3 separate regions of the Mus musculus genome follow, and regions 2 and 3 are each linked to region 1. Evidence: chromatin loops called from intact Hi-C (ENCODE). Cell type or tissue: left cerebral cortex. All regions are shown on one strand.

Evidence for each region. Hi-C counts contacts between places; a loop is a spot of excess contacts. Peaks named below come from ENCODE experiments on the same cell type or tissue, not always from the same donor. Only the 100,000 strongest peaks of a DNase experiment are listed, where the experiment ranks them.
Region 2: it touches region 1 in a loop (2.0-fold over the local background); 4 of 42 quality-filtered maps call a loop at or near these places.
Region 3: it touches region 1 in a loop (4-fold over the local background); 14 of 42 quality-filtered maps call a loop at or near these places.

Annotation. Positions count from the first base shown.
Region 1 is chr17:8,520,188-8,528,187 of GRCm38, reverse strand. It overlaps a transcript of Pde10a not described here. Among named protein-coding and RNA genes, the nearest start is that of T, 90 kb to the right of the region's middle. In left cerebral cortex, a CTCF peak has its summit at 3,592; DNase peaks (open chromatin) are centred at 3,142, 3,530, 3,995, 5,745 and 5 more places; H3K4me3 peaks cover 4,175 bases; H3K27ac peaks cover 4,725 bases.
Region 2 is chr17:8,577,042-8,585,041 of GRCm38, reverse strand. It overlaps a transcript of Pde10a not described here. Among named protein-coding and RNA genes, the nearest start is that of T, 150 kb to the right of the region's middle. In left cerebral cortex, a CTCF peak has its summit at 4,469 (motif pointing left); DNase peaks (open chromatin) are centred at 3,280 and 4,450; H3K27ac peaks cover 291 bases.
Region 3 is chr17:8,465,826-8,473,825 of GRCm38, reverse strand. No RefSeq gene overlaps it. Among named protein-coding and RNA genes, the nearest start is that of T, 35 kb to the right of the region's middle. In left cerebral cortex, a CTCF peak has its summit at 4,934 (motif pointing left); a DNase peak (open chromatin) is centred at 4,933.

The DNA.
Region 1 (8,000 bases):
AGCTCCACGTTCTCTGCGAGAGGGGCCTTGCAACCCCATATCCCTTATGATAACGCAGGAGATGGACCAAGGACTCCATCTTGGAGACACCAGCCATCTGATGCTCTGCCTCTTGGGAGCCTGTCTCCATCAAGACCATGGCTGGCTGCAGGGAAGAAAGCAGGCGTGCAGAACAGCTCCTCATGCCTGCCCAGCCACCCGGGACCACATCACCCCATGAGTCTTCTCACCACCTGATCTTCTACAGCTTACCCAACAACAAAAGCTCATGAGCTCTCCTTTTCATTTATCCCCACAGCCGGGAAAAGGCTTCACTACATCATGTGGGCCTCCTTGTAACCAAATCCAGAATGCTTTAAGTGAAATAAAAGGTGTCTGTCTAGGTTTCCTTTGTGTGGAAACCAGAGATCCCAAGTATCACTTTTGGTACATAGGAAATTTTCCATCTTTACTTTTTCTCTGGTGTCATTCCAGGCAGAGACGAACCCAACTGCTTGCCTCTTCCATCTCCCCTCGAAATGAAATCTACCAATCCATCTGCTCAACCCTCACCTCCAACTTCAGGAGGACCCGAGGCCCTGCCTGTGCAGAGGATGAAGATTCCTCATGACGCAACCCTCAACATCCCTGGATTGGAGAAGCATGGAAGAAGATATGGGCCCTCCCTGCTGTCCCCATCGGCAACAGGCACTGGGGGATAGCACCAGCACCCCTCCCTCCAGACAGAGTCCTGCACTCAGGCACCAACACAGGCCATATATACACAGAATAGGGTCTTCCCAGACAACAAGGCAAGCAGGAATGGGAGATGGCCAGCATCCTCAGTCGGCCCTTCCTGGCCCCTCCTGCATCCTTCACTTGCCTTCCAGCTTCTCCCCCCAGTGTGCTCCAAGTTCTCAGGGCTGGGTCTCGAGCACTGGCCTAGTCAGCTCCTCTCCACCCCACCCCCAATTTCTCTTCTGTGGGTAAGTCTACCCAGTTGCTCTAAAGATTGGGGCATTCCTGTGGAGCATCTCCCGCTCCAAAGCTCTCCGCATGTGCTCAGTCCTCTGTCTCCTCCCCCTCCCCCTACCTGGCTCCTCGCTGCTGCCCCCAAACCAGGCAGTGGGTTCCTCCTCTGGGAGCTGGGGTTCTCCTCCACCCTCGAGGGCTTTGCGCTTCTTCGACATCTCTGCCCAGGGCCTGGGGTTTGGGGGTTTTCTTTTCCCCTCCCCCTGGCCCTCCCCTCTCGGAGAGGAGAGTGAAGGTGGGGTTAGGTGGAGAGGAAAGGGGTGGGGAGAAGAGGCCAGGGAGGGAGATGGAAAGAAATTGCTGCCGAAAGACAGGAAGGGATCCGGAAGGCAGGCAGGAGAGGCAGGGACTTGGGCAGAACCCCCAGGACTGCTTCCATCAGTGTATCAGTGTGGCCCTCTTCTCTCTCTCTCTCTCTCTCTCTCTCTCTCTCTCTCTCTCTCTCTCTCTCTCTCTCCTCTCTCTCTCTCCCTCCTTCCTCCTTTTCCTTCTACTAAAAGGGTGAGCTGAGAGGAGAAATCAAAACCCAAGAGGTTCCTCAGATACTTCAGAGGTCTCCTGCTAAGGTGGGAGGGGGCCTGGGTGGGGTCCACCACCACCCCCACTTAGGACTCCTGGTCCTGCCTGGCTATGAGAAGCCTGCTCGTGGCTGTGGGGAAACAGCCACACTCTGAGTGTTTGGTCCGGATGGTTGGGATGCGGTTTCAATGGATTGCCAAATAACATAAAATAAAAGCTACAGAAGGCAACAGAGATGCTTTCAGACACTAAAGATGCAGGACCCGCTCCTCCTTTTGGTATCATGTGATATCTCGCAAAAGAGACTGGGGTAGAGGAACGGACAAGAGGCAGGGATGGCCGGTGCAGGGAGATCTGTCCCTACTGAGGATGGGAGACTGGCAGCAGGAAGGAGGGAGGAGGTTGAGGCGCTTGACAGCCCTTCTCTGCGCCACCTCAAGAGGCACCTGCGGGTCTGGCTAGGCAGCCGCTGCAGTTTGCAGCTGGGGCGCAGTCTACTCTGGAACTTGCAGCTCAAAAACTCCAGGAACCCTGTCGCTTGGCACTGGGGTTAGCTGCAGGCTCTCCCATCTTCCCTGCTAAGCTTTACAAAGTCCGGTGCTTCTGGCTTTACACTCCTCACCCCGATCACCCAGTCACATCCACAAACACTGACACACTGCTCACGCAGGCACGCGCGCGCGCACACGCGCGCACACACACACATTTTCTTACTGCTGGAAAGCTTGCAGAGAGATAAGTTTTCTTTGCTTCTTTTGTTTCTTTCTTTCTTTCTTTTTATCCCCCTTTGGACTCTCAGTGGCTAATGTTAGATTTAAAAAAAAAAAAAATTATCAACTTACCCGCCAAAGTATCCTCCAGTACAAAACTCCTATCTGCTTCATCGCCAGTTCACAAATTCAAAGCGGAGCGGTGGAGACAAGTCTCTGGGAAAGGTGGGTCCAGGCTCCATCCAGGGCTGCTCAAAACAAGTTGCCAAACCCGGGTGGCCCAAGTCCAGGACTTGTCCAAGACGCTCGAATATGCTCCATGCGGCAGTATTCCAAGGGCTTCGGGTACTTGGAGTTTCCACGCTGGTCATCTCGCAAAAGGGGGAGACAACTCTAAGAAGGAGTGATGCTCCCCTCTCCCGCCTTCCTTTCTGAGGTGCTCCGGAAAGCAGTAAGGTGCTTTCTAGGCACCAGTGAAGACTGGTCCACCTCAGTTTAGCCTCTCGACGGAAGCAACTTTAGACCCACACACCTAGAAGTAGTGTGTGTGCACACGAGTGTGCATGTGTGTGCACGGCGCGTGTGTGTGTATGTGTGTGTGTGTGTGTGTGTGTGTGTGCGTGCGTGGGCGAGTGTCCAACCCGTGTGCCCTCGTGCACTTGACATGGGGGCGGAGTTGGGGGGGCTGCGTGTGCTCTGAAGAGCCACTCTCCCCTGCTGCTGGAACTTAGAGAGTTTTCCTTTAAGCCAGCGACGCTGATGCTTGGACGCCCCCCCCCCCCCCCCCCGCGTCCAACAGGAGGCGATGACGTCTGCAGCCTCGTTGCCAGAGCAGTCCCCAGGCGGCGGCTGCTGTTCATTGACAGGAGCAGAGGCTCGGACGTCAGCAGCCGGACCTTGGCGACGCTGCTCCCGCGGAGACGGCTCCCACCCCCGCACCTGCCAGCCCGCGGGGGAGGAGGGAGTGAAATCAAAGCCACGGAGGAGCGGATTGGGGCGACGCTGGGGCTGCAGAAGGGGGGTGACTCGGATCTGCCCTCTTTGTCCTGGAGCCCCGGCGTATATAAATAGTACAGTCTCCAGCCAGACTTGCACCCGCTCTCGCACACCCCCACGCCCCGTCCCTCCCCCCCCCTTCACTTCGTGTCGGGCTGGCTCGGCGGGAAGGGAGGCAGGGGGCGAGAATCAGGGAGTGGAAATAGATGTTAGGTTTTTTTTTAAATCTCTTCCCATTCATAGATTCGGCTGGAGTCATGGGGCCTTGGCTCTGGGAATCGCAATGAATGGATGGATGACTGCACGTTCTGGGACCACCAGGTCCGTGGAGGCGTAGCTAGCACAGGGGGCGCTCTTCCCGCGAGGGAGCTGGCACCCTTGCCCAGGCACACAGAGACTGCAAACCACAAACCCCAAGGAGGCCAAAGGCCTGCCATCTCCCTCTCCTCCGATCCCTTCTGGTTTATTCTCTCCCTAGGAGGCTGCGATTGGCAAAACTCGAGCTGCTGAATTGAGAATCTGCACACAGTGGAGCTCCCAGTCCCAAATGGAACCTTTGACAAGGGACTTTCTGTAGTCAGGACAGTGACAATTGCTAGAGGAGCAGCCACATGGTGCAAGATTATTAGTCACTGGGGTGTTGCTGATGGCTGAAGACCTAGCCCCTCCCCACCTAAGTACCCAAGAGCGCTCCACCCAGGAAAGGAGGGAGTGCGGTGTGAAGATGCAGGGGTGCTTCAGCCGGACTTCTCCACAGGAGGCCAGCACTTGGAGAATCCCTGGTCACCAGTGGCTGCAGCAGCTAGAGGCCTACCCAGGACCACACAGGCAGGGATCACCACCTGCATCCCTGGCTGTGCCCCTCCCCCATGCACTGAACAAGCTTCTGAGGCAAGAAGCTAAAATTGCAGGTGCCCAGCAAACAGAGAAGTTTCATAAATGCATCCCATGGAGAGGCAGGGGTATCATGGTTTTGAAGTGAATCTGGGCCATTTATTATGTGCATGGCCGGAAGAGCTGGAGAAAGCAGAGCCCAGGATAGGAGAGCTACCTGCATAGCCTGTTCTAAGCCAAGCATGGCCAATGGCTTGGACAGGAGGGAGTGGGTGGGGAGAATGTCTCTGCCCTAATCATCAAAGATCACCAACCCCTGTGCCAGCAGCAGAGGGTCCTGGTCACCACAGAGAAAGGACAGAGAAATGCTCTCTGGGCTCCTCCACCTGCTCCATTCTTCCTCCTGTCAGAGCAGGCAGGTGGGTGCCTTCATGGGTCACTCTCTGGCTACTCTCTGCTCACCCTGCTCTGGACCATCCAGGAAGCACTTTCCTAGGCAAGCTGCTCCCTGTTCCCTTGTGTCAGCACCAGCCACTTCTCCATCAGTCATTCCATCTTCCTGTCCTCTGGTGCATCAGTGCCTAGAACGCACTTCCTCCTGCCCCGCCTCTGTGAATAGCCCACCCTTAGCTTGGACACGGGGCCCTGCCTAGTGTGTTCCTCTTGCCTCCTCTACCTCCCTGATGCTGCGGTGTTCCAGAACCATTCGTAGACCCCGTTTGCTCTCCATCACCTCTGAGGTAAGGCTTTCACCCTGTCTGATAGCTTTAAAATATGCCTTGCACAGACCTTCTCCCTCTGAGCTTGAGACTCAGGTGAACCACAAGCTCCCCTTGTGTGCCTGTGAAGTCTCAGAACCACCAAATTCCACTTCATTGCAGCCATGATGGCCCCATGGCATTCCCACGTTAATAAGTAGAAGCAGACCTCTCTTTCCTATTACCCCACTCCATCTATCCCCTCAGCCTTGAACGTGTCAGGCTCCAGGGACCTTGCATCACCCTCTCCAAACCTCCAGCACCACTGTCCAGGTTGGTGCTGCTGCTCTTTTGATGTTCCACCTCCATACTACACTCAGTGTAGAAACCATGACTGCTGAGAAAAATGAAAGATCATGCCAGTTCTCAGCTGAGTCCTCCTTGGCTCTCCCCCAACCCAGCAGCAGCCAGGATCCTGTGACCCTGTAGCCACTCCACTTTTTGCCCGCCCATCTACTCATCTCCAAGTTAACTTTTGTTATCAACTTGATTTGATGAATAAACACCCAGTATATTAGCGAGGTAAACCTTTGGGAATTTATGAGATGGTGTTTCCAGAAAGGATTAATAGAATTAGCAATACAACCTGCCCTGGAGAACACCATCGCAGGGGCAGACATCCCAGACTGAGCAAGAAGGAAAAGAGTGGAAGCTGAGAGTGTTCATGTTACTCCCTGGATGGCCCCACAGGCCAAGTCCCTCCTACGACCATGCCTCCCACTGTGATGGACTGATTTCTCTGAATTAAGGGACAGAATAAATCCTTCTTATGCTGTCTTTTAAAAGGTGTTTATGGTATTTAGTTATACTTCCCAATAACCAGAAAACTAACTGGTATAGAAAACGGATGCTGAGAACTGGGGCTGGGGCTGAGATCAGCCTGACCATATGGCTGTTAGGATTGAGGACGGATCTGTGGGAAGAATGTGGAAGTTTGGAGATGCTTGCTGGGGGAACTTCAAACACTGCAGGCAGAGCTGACTGAGTGGTTCTTGGGCAAGTTCAGATGCCAGTGGAAAAGTGGCCAGTGTTCATGAAGTTTCAGAGGGGAGATTAACACTCCGCTGGGACCTGAGCTAAAAGCTATTATGTCGCTGTGACAGTTTGTATATGGTTGGCTCAGGGAGTGGCACTATTAGGAGATGTAGCCTTGTTAGAATATATGTCACTGTGGGCTTGGGCTTTAAGACTCTCATCCTAGCTGTCTGGGAGCCAGTATTCTCCTACCAGCCTTTAGATGAAGATGTAGAACTCTCAGCTCCTCCTGCACCATGCCTGCCTGGATACTGTCATGCTCCCTCCCGCCTTGATGATAATGGACTGAAACTCTGAACATGTAAGCCAGCCCCAATTAAATATTGTCCTGATAAGACTCACCTTGGTCACGGTGCCTGTTAACAGCAGTAAAACCCTAGCTCAGACATTCAGGGAAAGCATCAGGGTCTATCTGATGTGTCCTAAAAATCTAAGTGAGTCTGATTTCTAAAACAATACTCTAGTTTTTTAGAGGAAATTCCAGTTCAATGCAACATTTAGATTGTGGCACAGTCTGCATTCACTGTGTTTACCCAGATTTACAGAACAGAAAGAGTGGAGATGTGGTTTGACTCTGAGTCTGATCAAATTTGAGGGTGGGTGCATAGTGGTTATACATATCAAAAAGATTATCACAATTAAAAAGAAAGCTTCACTGGAAACTTGGAGTCGTGCCTTGAAGGTATAACTGACCAATCAAAACGCTGAAGGACATAGAAATGCAAATTTACTAGAAGGTATGTTATAGTAAATGCTATTTTGGGAGGGTTTACCTCACTTAGACCATAAAACAAACAAAAGACACAAATGCTTTTCAATTTACAATAAGCTTTAAGATCACTAGAGCTGTGCAGATATCAACCCTCTGTGGTACTTTGTCTAGTTCCCTGTCAATACCCCCAAGATATCACTTGCCATGGACAACCTGGCCTGCTCCCACTCCACCAAGCCAGCCCTGGGAGGCATGAGTTTACAATCTGCATATCCCATGATGACTTCTTTGTTCTTCCTCCTCTCTCCTTCTTGGTCTCTCCTGAGACCCCAAAACCAGGAACCTTTGCTTAATCCCCTCTCTTCTTACCAGTCCAGGTTGTAGGCATCTCTATCAACCAATCAGGGATAACTTGGGGGAGGGGCAAGGTTTATACAACAAAAGCTGGTATATGTGAGGATCTCCTCTCATGGGGGCAGCCAGATCTTGGAGGCCAATCTATAGCATTTGAATGCCTAGCAGCAGCAGACCAACCCCTACAAGGCAAGAGCCTGAGCAGAAGTGGATCAGGCTGGTGAAAAACAATCTCTTGGGAAACACTTTCTCATGTTCAACTTTCCTGTCACTCGGCATCTTTTGCAGCAGTGGTCTAAAGGGTGAAACTATGTTCTGATCCGACAGGAGAACTTGATAGTAGCAGACACATGGTTCCAGTTTTATAGGCATGAAAAATGCAGAAGTGATGGGATCCCAGAGGCTTGTACCAAATTCCTGGAAGATGCAGAGTCAGGAAACACGGCAGGGCTGGATTCTCTGAGTGGAAGTTCTAAAAGGCCAGTGCCTGGAACTATGGAGGTGAAGGCTAAGGTGTAATGGGGACACCGAGATCTTGAAGATGGCAGAACTGTGGGGGACGTCCGCCAAGGAGAGTCTTAAGCACAGAGTAGAGCTGACTTGAGACGGGCAATGTGAGCTGCAGAAAGCAGAGCTGTAGAGGCAGAGACATCTCAGGCTGCTGGAGCCCAGATGATGTCACCATGAGACCCTGATGCCAAACAGGGAGCTGCAAGATTTGGTGTTTGCTCTCTTGGGTTTTGATCTTCCTTTGGTCTGACCTTTCCTTTCTGGGTTCCCATTCTCCTCTTTTGTACTAAAAATGTCTACTCTGTATCCTTGCATAGAGAAAGCACATGGCTTGATTCTTGAATTTTCAGGTTCTCAGTTAACAGACTGTCTTAGAATCAGAGCAAACTTTAATCTTGGATTTTAAAATAATATTGGAACTGTTAAGGCAACTCTTAGAGATGAACAAAATGCATGCAGCATTGTTTCAAGGGTAGAACTTTAAAAGGAGTTGATTAATGATACTCTGTTATGCTTGCAGACAGGAGCCTAGCTTAACTGTCCTCTGAGAGGCTCCACCCA
Region 2 (8,000 bases), 57 kb before region 1:
TCTGGAGATGGAGCCTGGGAGATTTTTCTTAGTACTCTCCTTAATAACATCTTTAGAGAAGTCTATTTTGTTTCTGAGAAGGAGGTAATTATTAGTGGTCGCTTCTCCTTATTTTTTCCACCACCAATAGAAACTCCTATAACTACACACACACTTACCAAATTATCTAGATACAAACCCAACTTATATTTAGACTGTCACAAAGCCAAAGAAAAAGACCTGAGTTTTGTGCCTGGGCACACCAGGGTCTGAACCGTGGCTCAGATGGACCCTAGCTATTCTGAGTCTGCATTTCGGCATCTGAGAAATGGACATCCTATCACTCATCTTGCAAGGATATTCTCGGAATATTATAAATACTCTCAGAATTGGTACAGCTTTACCTTGGCACAGCACCCAGAACAGGCTACCAAGTAATGACCAATAATCTTTGTTTCTTCAGTTACTGAAACAAACAAAAAAAACAAAAAAATCACATCTAATCATTATATCTGTAGTATGTTATGAAAAGGATTTTCAAGAACTGTAATGCTGTTATTATAATTAAAAAACCTTACAGATTTTAGAAATTCAAACTAGCAACTAAGACATCATCATGGTCTCCAAAAGACTGATTTATTACGTCTAGCTTATTCTGTACTGGAGAGCATGGAGATGCACATGTGGTACTGCTAAGCCCTTGCATCAAGAACAAGCAGCACATGAGGAGACCGAGTGTCTCAGAGTCACATCACTCAAAACAATAACCAAGCCTCGGGCACACTGGCATCTCCCTAAACAAAGCAACTCCTTCAGTTGATGGAGTCCAGATCCTCTCTTGACACTCAAGCTGTTACCAAAGTTTGTTTTCCTAACTTGAGGTCTATCCTGTACCTTGACTTCTACATCGTAGCTGGGCAGCTGTAGCGGGAAGCCAGCGCTGCGGACAAGGACCTTTTCCTCCAGACAACACTCGTGTCTGACTATCCACAGGAGCTGAGAGCTGGGTGAGCTTCTGCCTCTGGGGTCCTTATCCTGCCAGGAGACATTGTTCCCACACACCAGAGGAGCATGCACCCTGGTGGAGGGGAAGGTGGACAGAACATGTGCTCGGGGTGCCCAGGGGATCATCTCTGGGCCATGGGGACAGGCAGCCTTTGGGGTTGGGAATGTGTGTTTGAGATCAAGAATCTTCACTAGATTTTCAGGTGGCTATGAAAATACACACACACACATGTAGATGTACTGTGAAAATGCACGCACAACACATGTAGATGCGCTAGGAAAATGCACACACACACATGTATATACATGTAGGTGGACTATAGAAATATACACATATGTCCACACATGTAGATGAGCTATGACATGCACACACACACACACACACACACGTAGACACATGTAGGTGAGCTATGGAAATGCACACATGCATGTACACACATGTACACATGCATACACATGTATGTACACATACACACATGTAGGTGAGCTATAAAATGCGCACATTCATGCATACACATGTAGATTGCTATGTAAACACACACATGTACATACATGTAGGAAGACTATGAATTGCACACCCACATATAAACACACGTACACAGATGTAGATGCACTATGAAAATGCACACATGGATGTATACACATATAGGTAGGCTATGGAAATGCACACATTGCATGTACACACATGTACACATGCATACACATGTACATACATGTACACACATGTAGATGAGCTCTGAAAATGTACAAATTCATGCATACACATGTAGATGTGCTATGAAAATACACACACATGTACATACATGTAAGAGGATTATGAAAATGCACACCCACATGTAAACACATGTTTACACATGTAGATGTGCTATGAAAATGCACACATGCATGTATACCTACATGTAGGTAGGCTATGGAAATGCACACACACATGTACAGATATGTAGGCAGGCCTTATTATTTATGGACTTTACAGCCATAACTACATACTACATAACTACAAACGTCACAGCAGCATCCAGCACACCTGACTATGTGGGCTCAATGATGGAAAATTGGAATCTTGGAATCTTTGGTTGCATCCACTCAGACTACAATCCACTTTCTTGACTGAGCCCACATTTTTTTTTTTGTTGGTGTGTTTACTCTGAAGCCTCTAAGCAGAGATGGTGATGATGATGGTAATGCTGATAAAGATGATGACTGTGATGGGTAGTAACTGAAATGATGGCAGTGACTACCATAGTAATGATGAAGATGGAAATGGTTGGCGATGGTGATGATGATGATGGAGATGTATGGTGATGGTGATGATGATGATGATGGAGATGGTTGGTGATGGTGATGATGGTGGAGATGGATGGTGATGGTGATAACAATAATGGTTTGTGATATTGTTGGTTGTGGTAATGGTTTTGTCACCACAGTTATGGTTAATGATAGTGAGTCTTGGCTATAGTGATGTTATAGTGATGGTTATGTTACAATGATGTCATAGTGATGCTGATGCTATAGTGATGGTGATATCATAGTGATGATGATGCTACAGTGATGATAATGTCATAGTGATGGTGATGCTATCGTATAGTGATGCTATCGTGATGAGTACATGCTAGTGGTGTGAGTTCTATGTTGAGGAATCAATAGCAGGTATCCACTGAGGCCTCCTTAAACAGAAGCAATAAAACAACAGTGTTGATCAGTGGCCAAAGCAGGAGCAGAAGATGACAAGAACCTAAACCTGTGGGCTCATTTAGTGTGTTCAGCATGAATTTACTGTATGTATACATAGGCATGCAGATGTATGTATGGGTACTTGTGTATCAGTATATGAGCACACGGAACATGGCTGGGGTTGTGTGATAAAGGTGACAAGAGAGTCAGTAAGCCACAGGATAACATCAAGAGCTCCCTAGAGATAGGATGGAGGCTGACAGAATCCATGACAGGATCATGCAACACTGGCACCAATGTCTCCAACCCAACAGAAAATGCACCTAAGGCATGCTTTCCCAACCCTGCACTGGACACTTCCTGCAGTTCTGCAACTGCACTGTGTATCTTCCTGTAACATGAGCTCGCCTCATTAGACTGCTGTGGGTTCCAAAGATTTCAAAATTCAGAGTATGTAAGCACTCCACACCATTATCTCTGAGCATCTGCATTAACAGAGTTTAAATGCCAGGCTTTTAATCCAACCCCCCGCCCCCCATATACACCCATGCAGCTTGCGGTACACAGGAAGGGGAGGCTTCCCACTGTCTGTGTTTGGAAGCTGTGCGATCACACAGCTTGTTGTCCCCATAGCAACACATTCCATTGCCTAGGTGACAGCGATCTTATGATGTCACCAATGAACTAAACTAACTTAGAAACACACAGACCTTCCTTCTGGGTGCACCCACATCTTAGAGTTGCCCTCCGAGTCTTCTGGGGTTGCGATGCTGGGCACAGCTCCGTGGAGCATCAGAAAGACATTTCGCAACAGGATTTTTGTCTTTCTGAGCATCCTCCACTTGAGGGGATTCACATTCACCCTCCCAAATGTCCCCATTTTTCCAGATATTTCCCCAGCTCAGAAGAGATACCCAGACAAAGAGGAGATAAGTGACCACTTCCCATAAACATTACCAATATCATCATACATGTGGGCTGACGGGATCACTCTGGAGAACTTGCTACAGGCTGAGAAACATCCCAGGCCAGTTTTTACTTTCCCAAACCACATCTCCATCAGCGCAAGGAAGTGTTGCTTGTTGCTTCAGGTGCACAAATCCCAACAGGGTTGCTCTCCCACAAAGGTTCCGCACTGCAGCATAGGGGCCAGAGAAGCAGCCACAGAGAGAGGGATCCAAGTGTGTTTAAAAACTAGAAGCCTGGGTTTAGAAGGGAATTTGCATAATATGGGCTTCCCAAATCCCTTGAAGCAACTGGTTTGATTGAGAGACCGTGAATTCTTGAGCAAAGATGACACTGGGAGAGTGACAGCTATTCAGCTAGTCCCACCATGCGGACGGAGGTACAGCCCCGACACGTGTTTTGCTTCCAGCAAAATCAAAGCACCATTGAGACACTTAGTAATCAACCCAAGGGGGCTTTAGAAAGAGTGTGGGACTCCACTATGAAAACGAACAATTAGCATGTGTCCAGAACCACTTCTTTTTTTACGAAACAAAGACATATCAGTACGAAGTGTAATACTACACGAGTATGGTAACCCAGGCCACTGTGGAGCCTGGCTTCCAGAGCCTCATCCAAGTTCCAGATCCTACAGGTGCAAGGCTGCTGCCAGTGACAACTTCAGGTCAGCAAGGGGCCCTTCTTGTGACTGTGGCACTTTAGAAAACAAAACAAATGGCCAGAGAGATGGTTTAGTGGTTAAGAGCACTGGCTGCTCTTGTAGTGAGAGGACCTGGGGGCTTGGTTTCCAAGACCCATTCGGCTCACAATCAACTAGAAGTCCAGTACTAGGGAATCTAGTGCCCTCTTCTGACATTTGCAAGTACTGCATGCATGAGGACCAAAGATACACAAAGGCAAAACACCTTATCTTTGTGGAGCAAAGATACACAAAGGCATATATAAATCTTTTAAAAAGACAAAACTTCAGGCTAAAATGTTATAATGATAAAAAAATAACTTGAGAATAAGACAAGAAGTTACGAGAAGTCTCAAGTCCTGCTGTACTTCATGATCCGCACAAAGGCCAGAACGCTTTCACAAGAAAAGTTTGCAATTGTTCATGGTTCAGGCTGCGGTTTCTCCAGAGAAACAGCGCATGGTAGGGGACACCAGTGCTGGCCAGTCAGTCCTTCCTGACGTGGGTCAGAGTCTCAAGCCACTGCTTCCCACAGGATTGTCCTCAAAACATGCAATGTGCCGGCGTGCAGTGCAGGCAGAAGCAGAGCAGTGAACACCACAAGCCAAGACTCTTAGAGCCTAAACGATGGCTGTGAGCACATTGAGGCATCTTTCCCATCCCACTCAGATGTCTCTGCTCTGACTATTGGGTCTTCTTCCATTTCTATTTGGGGTGTTACTCTTTTTCCTTTTCCTTTTTTAAAATACAATTTTATTAATTCTTTAATGTATTTTGATTTCTCTCTCTCTCACAGAGAGAGAGAGAGAGAGAGAGAGAGAGAGAGAGAGAGAGAGAGAGAGATCCTTCTCTTAGCTGTTCTGTTCCATCCCCTTCTACTTCACGCCCTTTGGTTTTGTTTTTTTTTTTTTTTCAATAACCACTGAATCTAATCTGTGCTATTCATGGGTGTGGGGACATCCAATGGGGGACATCCACCAGAGCATGGTCAACCTACCAGGGGCTATACTCTTAAAGAAAACTGACTCTCTCTCCCCTCCCCGCCCCCAGAGGCCAGAGCCTCACTGTGGTCTCAGCTATGGGTGGAGACTCTTGAACTCCTTTTGCCCTCCTGGGCTGGCTTGATCTTGTGCAGGCAGCCATGGCTGCTGCAAGTTTGTAAACACGGAGGTCTCATTGTCCACAGTTTTTCTTTGCTCCTCCCCAACCTCGGGCTCGTACAGTCTTTGTCTCCTCCCTTCCAAGACGGTATCTGAGCCTTTGAGGATGGCTGATGTAGACATCCCTTCTGTGGCTGATCACTCCACTGATGAGCTCTATGTTAATGGGCGGTAATTTTAAGTGGGGTTAAAATATAACAAGTTCACCAGGAAAGAAGGACCCAGAATGAAAGTACTCCCACGAAAGCCCAGTCCCACCTTGCTGTCAGGCCCGGACCCCATACACTCTGCTGTGTGAGCAGCAACAGCCTTAGTAAAGTCCACTTGCACACAGTGAATGGCCCTGTTGATGTCTCTGTGAAAATGAGGATTTGGTGACCACATGATGACTCCTTCTTGCATATTCTTTAAAAAACCTTGCCAGGAACTAATGTCGGTTCCTAATTTGCAATCTGTTGGTTCAGATACATTCCTATAAAACTTAAAGGCGCAATGACAGAATCTTCAGGCTTTGTGACCTGATTCTGAGTTTGATTTCCACATAGCCTGTGCTGCTATAATTAATTGGGCAGGAAGTGTTCAGCCCTGGAATTAGAGCTTAAGCTCAGCTCATATGGCCGGTCACCCTGCATGGCAAGCCAGCAGCCAGCATTAATGACAGAGGAGAAAACAACCATACAGCCCTCTTCCCTGCCACCTGGAAGCTTGTGGTGCATACTAAACTTTCATTTATATTGATCTGTGTTACCTCGAGGCTTTTATCTAAGAGACTATGAAAACAAACAAAGCCCAAACTGACTCCTTCTTACAAACAATTCTGTCTTTTCTGTGTTGTCATAAAGTCAAATTTTGATTTACACTGAGGGACGTGGCCAGCCATGACAATAAATGGAGCACAAGGTACCCTGACCATACTCCTTATCCAAGAATGGGATTTTTAGCTGGTCCTCTCCCTAGCGAGTTCCTCGAGAATCAGAATCCTCAGCAGTTGGCTAATTACATAGCCGGGATTCAATGTGTCTAAGAAGTCTTGGGATCAAGTGATTTCGGAGATGATTAATTCTACACCTCAAAAACTTCGTGTCAGCTGCGCTGGAATCCATAATTCTTCCACCGTGGCAAAACGGTAACAGTAACTGCCAGCCCCATACTCAAACCCAGTCATGCACGGGAAAGGGGCCATTCTTCCACTCCCGAGCTGCATTCTCGGGGACTAAGTACATACTTCCTGCTTAGATGTCAGGGGTCAACTAAGGCCATGTACTGTGGCTCATACTTGGGAGAAGGTGAGCCTAGCTGTCGAAGATCAATTGATTCAACTCTGAACTAGAAGGTGTCTGTCAACCCAGGGTGGGTAGGAGATGAAGACGTACGTGACACCCACCGGGACGCAGGGAAGCATCTGTTGCATGAACCTGGTACCAGCCCACGGTTCAGGTCTCAGTCACAATCAAGGGAATTAAGCAATAGGAGCTACAGGTCTAGATCAACACGCCCTCTATCTTTCTAAGATGGCTAAATGGTAAACTAACAAAGAAAACAGAAGGCCCAGCCAGGGTTCCCAGCTTATTTGTAGGCTGGGCAAGGTGAAGTTAGATACAGTCATTACCCAGTTTTCTTCTGTGCTTCCTGCCCAAGGCTCTCTGTGGTCAAACAGGCCCCTTCACTGAAGCATCCACACGAAGCCTCAGTGTAGGGTGACCATCCAGGGCACGGGGACTGAGGCCTGTACCCTTGCCCTTGGCACCCCTTTGTGTCTGTGCACTAGCCAGGGTGTGAGCTTCCTGGTGCCTGCAGTCCACCTCCTGCTTAGATCTCCTCGTGTACTGGCCAGACACCAGTAAAGACAGGACAGCCACCACAATGTCTCAGAATGTCTCAGAGACTTGAGAAGGGAAAGTAACATTGTAACCCACTGATGGTTATAAACTAAATAGCAAACAAAGTAGCCAGTGTGTGGATTCTTTTAATCACGATGGTCTCTGGAAGGCTGGATTAACTCACTCTCTCTCTCTCTCTCTCTCTCTCTCTGTGTGTGTGTGTGTGTGTGTGTGTGTGTGTGTGTGTGTGTGTGTGTGTGTGTTTCCATAGACTTTATTTTTAAGAGCTGGACTTTGTAGCAAAATTGAGTAAGAAGTATACATTTCCCATATATTTTATGACCTACCCACACATCACGCACTGTTCAATTACTCGCAATGTTTGAAAATATGGATAATTTTAATATAATACATGTTTTAGGTGTTTTTCTTTAGTAAATAGAATGGCTTCCATTCCATTCAGAATACCCCTCAAGCCATTTAATTTCTCCCAAGTCAAGATGTAATGTTACTGCTACTTAAACAGTTATTAAGTGGTAACAAAAATTCTTCTTCCCAAACAATAATTATTTGATAGCTATGAATTCAACTGATATTTACAACTGCTTTTTTTTTTCATAGAATTGTTTAAATGACAGGCTTTATGCTTGCATGACTTGCCTTTTGTAAAATAGATTTTGCTATTCCATTATGTGTATGAGTGGTGATATAAAAAGCATA
Region 3 (8,000 bases), 54 kb after region 1:
ACATGTGGCTGGAGCCATGGGTCCCTCCATGTGTACTCCTTGCTTGATGGTTAGACCCTGGGAGCTCTGGTTGGCTGATATTGTTGTTCTTCCTATGGGGTTGCAAATTCCTTCTGCTCCTTCAGTCCTTTCTCTAACTCCTCCATTGAGGACCCTGTGATCAGTTCGATGGTTGGCTGCGAGCATCCGCCTCTGTATATGTCAGGCTCTGGCAGAGCCTCTCAGGAGACATCAGTGCTCTTAACCACTGAGCCATCCCTCCAGCCCATCTCTTTTCTTTCCTGGAAGCCGTTCAGAAATGCCCTGATTTCCACACCATGGCTGTCCTGTCTGTGGAAGACTTGCAAGCCCTTTCCTGGCTCCTTTGGATCATCGCCTGCTGTCTCTTACAGGACACTTCGCCAGTCTCTAAAATGCACCAAATCATTTTCTTAACCGGAGGCACCGTCCTCTGTCTGCAACCCTTTTATCTAAACTGCCTATAAGAGCCATCTTCTCAGCGTTACACACCAGCAGGAAGTTCATCTCGGGCCCTGTCACACTGTCTTAGACACTCACCCATCTGGGGACATTCAGTGAAGACTAAGCTCAGATCAACTCAGTGAACACCGTCCCCAGCTTCCAGCACGATGCCTCATGCATATGGGGAGAGCTTAACAAATACTTAAGAGAGTGGAGGAAAATCTTTATCTTTGACAATAAGAATTGCACTTCATAGGATAAAACAAATCAAATTAAGCAGTGTCCAGGAATAATTATGAAACTGCTGAGGGGAAGTCTATGTATATTTTACTTATTATGCATATAGTCATAGATCTTAATATATCATAGATTGATCCTGATGGCAAAAACCATTGATATCTGTTTACAAAGCCTGCATGTGCATTTTTAAATCATCAACAAGTTTACTTGAAATGAAGTAATACCATTTGTATAGAAGCGTGTTTTTACTCATCCAGTGCTGCATTTAACCATCTACGCTAAGATCAGTCAGAGTGTTTCCAGCCCCAGGTAACAATAACAAAAACCTATGATCAAAATTATAGCAAGTTCGCCACAAAGGATAGCGTGATCTGAGGGGACTCAAAATAGAACATAATGAAGAAATTAATAATTTCAAGTCACAAGAATCCCAGAGTTATACTGTACCTCAGAGTTGGTAAATAGCTTTCTGGGGACGTTATCTGAGACTCGAAGAGTCTGCCTGTTCTCTCTCCTTTAACTGAGACTCTCTCCTTAACCAAACATCCATCCGCACCTTCTTACCTGGTGTTGAAGACAAAGATGGTAGCCGTGGAGGTAGAAGAAGGTAGAGTGCTTTAATATGGACTTACTGAAGAAAGGACAAGGGAGGAACCCAGCTTGGATGCCCGGCTTGCAGTAAAAGGTTCTGACATGCTCTGAAGCACTGTATAAACAGCACTAAAAAGGAAGAGTCGAGCATTCTATTTTAAGGATCTGGAGAGATGGCTCAGTGGTTAAAAGTACTGAGTGATCTTGCAGAGAACCTGCCACCACCAGTTTCTAATACCCACATGGCAGCCACAACCACCTGTAGTGCCAGTTCTGTGTGGTCCAACACCCTTTACTGGCCTCTGCAGGCATCTGCATGCATCTGGTACATCCAAATACAAATTTAAAAAAAAGTAGATAAATCTTTTTTTTTTTTAACTTAAAAATAATTCTATTTCAGGATGCCAGATCGATGGCTGAGTAGAGATGCCTGGGACATTTCCCTCCAAACCAAGGACCCAGACAGAAAAACAGCAGCTGGGGTGTCCACGGAAGAATCCAGAGGTGCAGAAGGGATGTGGCAGCCATGTCAGAGAGCACAGAGATGTGTAATTGACCTGACATAGAAGGGCTCAAAGCCTCTGTCCTTCCATCTGTCTAGGTCAGCCCCAAAGCAGTGTCACAAGAGAATGCAGGAGAGCATAGCTGCACGCCCTCATGGCGTGGTCAGCTAGAGCACTGGCTACCCAAAAGTCATTAGCCCTCCCTGTCTGAGCTCAGCAGGAGGATCTGCTGAGGTACTGCACTCTATTTCCTGGAAGAAAAACCCTACGACATACTATACCTTTCCCCACTCAGGTGCCTACAACACAGACCCATCTGATGTTCAGCCCCTAGCATCCCTGACACAGTCAAGCCGTGGCTACACAAACAGCTCAGCTAGCACCGCTCTGAGAACTATCCGGATCACCTGCCTACCCTCCCAAAGACTCGTGAGCATCCGGACAACCTACCTGGATCCTCTTGATACAGTGTCTCCTGTGAAAATTGGGTGGCTGCTCCCACCCTCTTGCTGCCCTAGAAAGCAGTGGGATGGAACCACCAACCCTCCTGAGACCTGAAGAAGCATCAGAAATACTGTTCTCAGAAACCTAGAGCCACCAAAGCTCCGTGGCCATGCCAAGCTCCCCGACACAAGCCCTCAAGAGCAGCCTTGCAACCTATTTGGACCTTGGAAACTGGCAGGAACTCCATGCCCGCAGCTGAGCACAGTTCTCAAAGCCACCAATAAGCCTGACCCACCTAAGAAAACTGCCTCCCAGTGAAACCCCACTGAGTCAGACACTGCTAATGCAGAAAAAGCTGCTACACTAAGTGTCCCCCCTGAAAGCAAAAGCCAACCCATCGTATCCAAACCAGCTTCTAAGGATACTTAACCAGGAGAGTGTCATTTACTAGGAAAGTCTTTCTAGGACATTGGCAGCTGATCCAAATGTGCAAGGGTCACCATAAAGACAGGAAAAGAATGAAAGTCCAAAAGGTACAATAACCCCATAATAATACCCCTCAGAGGAAAGAAGCTGTTGAACTACCTGACAAAGAATTCAAGATAATTAATTTTAAGAAATGGAAAGGGGGTGGGAGAGATGGCTCAGTGGCTAAGAGCACTGACTGTTCTTCCAGAGGTCCTGAGTGCAATTCCCAGAAACCGCAGGATGGCTCACAACCATCTGTAATGGGCATCTGTAATGCCCTCTTCTGGTGTGTCTGAAGACAGTAACAGTGTACTCATATAAATAAACAAACAAACAAACTTTTGAAGGAAGAGAGAGAGAGAGAGAGAAATTGAGAGAAAGAGAAATGATAACAGAGACCATTAAAGAAGAATTAAACAGAAATCTTGGAGCTGAAGAAGTCAATAAATAATCCTAAACCGGGTGGTGGTGGCGCACGCCTTTAATCCCAGCACTTGGGTGGCAGAAGCAGGCGGATTTCTGAGTTCGAGGACAGCCTGGTCTACAGAGTGAGTTCCAGGACAGCCAGAGCTACACAAGAGAAACCCTGTCTCGAAAAACAAAACGAAACAAAAAAATCCTAAATACTCTTATGAGCCTTGGAAAATTGTACATAACTATCTAGCAAAAATTATTTAAGGAAAAAAATTAAGAATATCTATGAGAGTTATGGAGCATGGTCAAAAGGACACATTTATCAGTGTATACTGGGCCAGAGCCATAAGACAAGAGAAAGGAAGTGATCTGGATAGTAAGGGTTTATAAAAATAAGCAATCGTGTCTATAAAAACTAAAAAACAAATAATTAAAATTTGACCTACAAATTTAAGAAGGTTATTGGACATAAAAGTCAGCATGCGGATTAAGAGGTTTTTATATCCCGGTAACAACACTGAGAAAAGCATTCAGAGAGCAATCTCATTCATAATGGTGGCAGGAAGTATTAAACTACCTGGAGAGAAATATAATCCAGGAGTGGATGGCCCTTATAGTGCAACTTACCCAATACAGACAAAAGAAATTAAAAAGGGCACCAAAAACCAAAAAAAGACACAATGTGTTAGTAAGTTGACGAGTTAATTAATTTTTACAGTAACTTATTTGTTTTTATTTTATGTGCATTGTCTATACATATGTCTGCAGAGGATCTCCTGGAACTCAAGTTACAGACCGTTGTGAGCCACCCTGTGGTTGCTGGGAATTGAACTCAGGACCTCTGGAAGAGCAGTCAGAGTTCTTAACCACTGAGCCATCTCTCCAGCCCTGTGTTAATATTCTTAAAATACCCTAAATGTCCTTTTCATATGTGTTTGTTCTTGTGAAGTAGGGCGACTTGTAGGTGTCCTGGAGGTCACTGTGTAGTCCAGGCTAGCCTCATCATCTGGAGGCTAGTCCCAACACCTAACCAGTCTTTCCACGCTGGTAGCTGTCTCCTGGTCCCACCAGTCACTCTCATGTTGCTTGGAGGAATGTGTTTTTATGGCTGACCACTTGGTGTTGGAAAACTAGTTAAGGGGTGACCATCCCTTGAAAAGACGGATTATGCAGACGGTTTTTTAATATGATCCCAAGACACAGACAGCAAAAGCAAAAGTTGAAAACCAAACTCTAAAGCTCTGTACAAGAAAAGGTTCAACACACAGACTACAGAGACATTCACAGAAGACGAAAACCTCTCTGTACTGTCGGCCTGGCTGTGAATCCGCAGATCTCAACAGCGCGACGGCAAAACACAAGGGATCTGACTCAAAATGCACAGTCGTTAAAAAGCGGAAGAGCTCCAAACTTGATAATCTTCCTCTGAATCCCTCTGACCAACCAGCCTCAAGTTCTAGTGGAAACTGAGCTGGGTTGGCTCTTGAATCTGAGTTCCCCTCAGTGGGTACTGGGGTCCCAGACAGTCTCAACAGGGTAAGCCCGGTTTCTCTCTGTATCCCAGCTCAGACCTGACCCTGCAGTCCCTTACACCTCCTGCAAAGCCTCCGGGCTGGATAGCAATCTCCGTGTCCTCACAGCGGAGACTTGTCAATTCCAGCTATGGCCTTCTAGTCCTGCCCTGCAGTTCATCAGTCATGATGTTGCTATCTAGCGCAGCATCTTCCTCTATTGCCTTAGCTAGGCTCTGCTGTGGCTCCAGCCTCATCCACAGGACGCGGGCCTGCAGAGCATCCTGAGGCGCCCTCTGGTGGCTTCTTCCGAAATGTCGCTCCATCCCCATTGGACTGAGGTCTGAGACAGCTGATAAACGTGCCTCCCTCGAGGGATCAATAACACTGATCCCAGGGAATCCAGCAGCTCAGCCCGTCTGAAAAAGCGATCGGGAAGCCCGGGAGGGTGGTTCTCACCAACGCAGCACAAAGTCCCTACCAGATATCTGTAACCTAGGGCTAGGACTCCTGGAGCAAGGGCCTCCTGGTCCTGGTTGGGTATCCAGTCGCCTCTACTCCATCCTTTTGTGGAACCCCATTTCTACCAAGACTCCCGCTGCTCTTCCAGCAGGTGGGCTCTTCTTCACAACACAGGACTGGGGTGGAAGAAAGCCAGCTGTCTCCTGATAAAGCCCTGGGGCTCAACCTTTGGTTTATCATTTATTTTGCTTTGAGACAAGATAAACCCAAGCTAGCCTCTAACTCAAGGCAATCCTCCTGCCTCTCCCTCCTTGGTTCTGAGCTAACAGATATGTACCACCACCCTGGCCAGGTTTTAAATCTTCCCAAAGAGGGAAAGCTGGGCCTGTTTTTTCCAGTTGGGAACACAGCTCTCCTCTCCCTCTTTCCCCTGCCCCCACCCCGAAGCAGAATACCCCTTGTGAAGCCGGACAGAAGGATGAACCTTTTCACAAATGTAATCATTAATTATCCATAAGTTTCAGCCAGGCAGACAGTTCAGTCAGTAAGGCACTTGCCCTACAAACATGGTGACCTGAGTTCAAACCCCCAGAACCAATACAAAAAACCTGCTGAGCACAGCTGTGTGCATCTGCAATCCTAACACCAGGGACATACAGCCAGGAGGACATGTGCTCTCAGGACAGCCTGTCCAGCCCAGTCAATGAAGCTCCTGCTTCAGCAAGGGTTTGGGACTATCCGTCAAAGGAAGGATGCACAGAGTGTTAGCAACATCCTGGAATGAATGGGAAACAAGAAATGACTTCTATCCATGTCTACCCACCCAGGTGGTAATCTACCAGGGCACCTGTCGCACATCGGGGACAGAGGCTGCTCTCCTCAATGCTTGTTCAGTGTCTGTGAAGAAGGCCACCCATGAGATGTATTCACAGACCCATACAGGTGCAGAGAGAGCTGGGGAAAGAAGTTTGCTGAGGAGTTAACAAGTTAATTTTAACTTCTTCGTCTCATTTGAATTTTCACATAGATACATAATTCGAATAAGTTGCTTTATATTACTTTAAAACAAAGTGATTAAGTACAATTTTTATGAAGTATCTCCTCAGAGCATAGCAGCTGGGGAAAGTCCTACTGAAAACTGGAGGAATGGCTAGCTACCTCAGGGAGTACAGGCCACAGGCTACCTTCTCCCAGAAGAAACCAGCGAGAAATAAACCAAGAAAACACAGCCGGAGAAACAAGGCACTGGGGTTCTGTAAGGATCCACAGGTCAACTAGACCTGTGGCGCTTGCCAGCACTAGAGAGGACAAGCCAGGCAAATCTCTATGAATTCAAAGCCAGCCTGGTCTACATAGTGAGTTCCAGGCTGCCAGAGCTCCAGGGAGACTCTGTCTCCTAACAAGAGAAAGAGAGGAGAGAGAGAGAGAGAGAGAGAGAGAGAGAGAGAGAGAGAGAGAGATCTATCCTCAGGGTCCTCGAAGCCCCCAGCTCCTCTTCAGTGCCCTGCTGTCCCAGCTCTGGATGAGGTCGCCCCCACTCTGAGATACTGTATCTACCCTATCCTCTGCTCCATACCACCACAGTGAAAACCTGGGATCTCTGTGATGTGATTGACAGGCCCCGGCCCCGCCCACTGGACTCAGCAGCCTAAGCCTGTGCTTCACTTCACATGGTCCACCCTCTCTCTCCCTGATCACCTGGCGAGGTGTTCACAGGTAGGACCTAAGTGAGCAGAGGAATGTGCCTGTGGTAAGCCCGATTTACAGCACCAGCATCAGGCTGTTTCTTACCCTCGGATCTGAGCCATGGCTTTGAAGCAATGAACTGATGTTTCCTGGTCAGGCACTTAGCTGTGATCCTACCTCAAAGATGGGCGGAAAGGCCGGGACTGCGCATGAGCAGTCATCGTGAGACAGTTGAGCTTGTCTAGGTGGCTGGAAGGCTGGCATGGCAGTGTGATCTGACAAGGTACTGTGGTTTCAGTTGGCAAGCCCCTAGCAAACCTCAGCAGCTTTCAAAGCTGTACAGAAAGACAGAAAAGCAAACAGAGTCAGCGGCCTGTGCGTGGTCCCAGGCCTCTGGGTCTACAGGATACCAGCCCATTGCTGAGACATGCAGGGGCTTCTCAGGCCTGTGGTCAATGCCATGAGGAAAGAACAGAATCTCCACTTTTATCACTTCCCAGATGCAGAGGCAAAGGATCTATGGAAAGCTCTAGAAGAAAAGATGCCAGGTGGCTGGAAGACAGAAAACAAGACAATCAGAAACATTTGAGGGCAGGATGAGACAGCATACAGCTAATAGTAGTAAAATGTCTCTCCTCCTCCTCCTCCTCCTCCTCCTCCTCCTCCTCCTCCTCCTCCTCCTCCCCCTCTCCCTCCCCCTCCCCACCCTGTCCTCTGAGTCTCTTTCTGTCTCTCTCTGTCTGTCTCTGTCTGTCTGTCTGTCTCTGTCTCTCTCTCTCTCTCTCTGTCTCTGTCTCCTCTCATATGCTTTGGTTGAGATAAGCTTTACCCTGTAGCCCATGCTGGTCACCTACTTGAAATCCTCCTGCCTCAGCTTCTCTAGTGCTGGAGTTACCCTAATGATCTCCCTGACATTACGTACGTGATCCCTGATATTTATTACGGGAGTGATCTCTGACATTCTTTTTCCCCCTAGGAACACTTTATATCTGTCTAGCATGTGTGAGACAGCTTCACACCGGTGACAGGAAAATTTTTCTATTTTCTTTATTTTCTGAGGGATTTACAATGAGCCTGTCACATGGCTTCTTTCACACAGCTGAATGTGCCCTTAAGTTCATCATGTCTTAACAGTGGAGCACAGTTGCCCACAGTGTGGGGTCGCATTAACAGAGCAGTGTGTGTCAGACCCAGAAGCCAGAATCCCCTGTCTCACTGC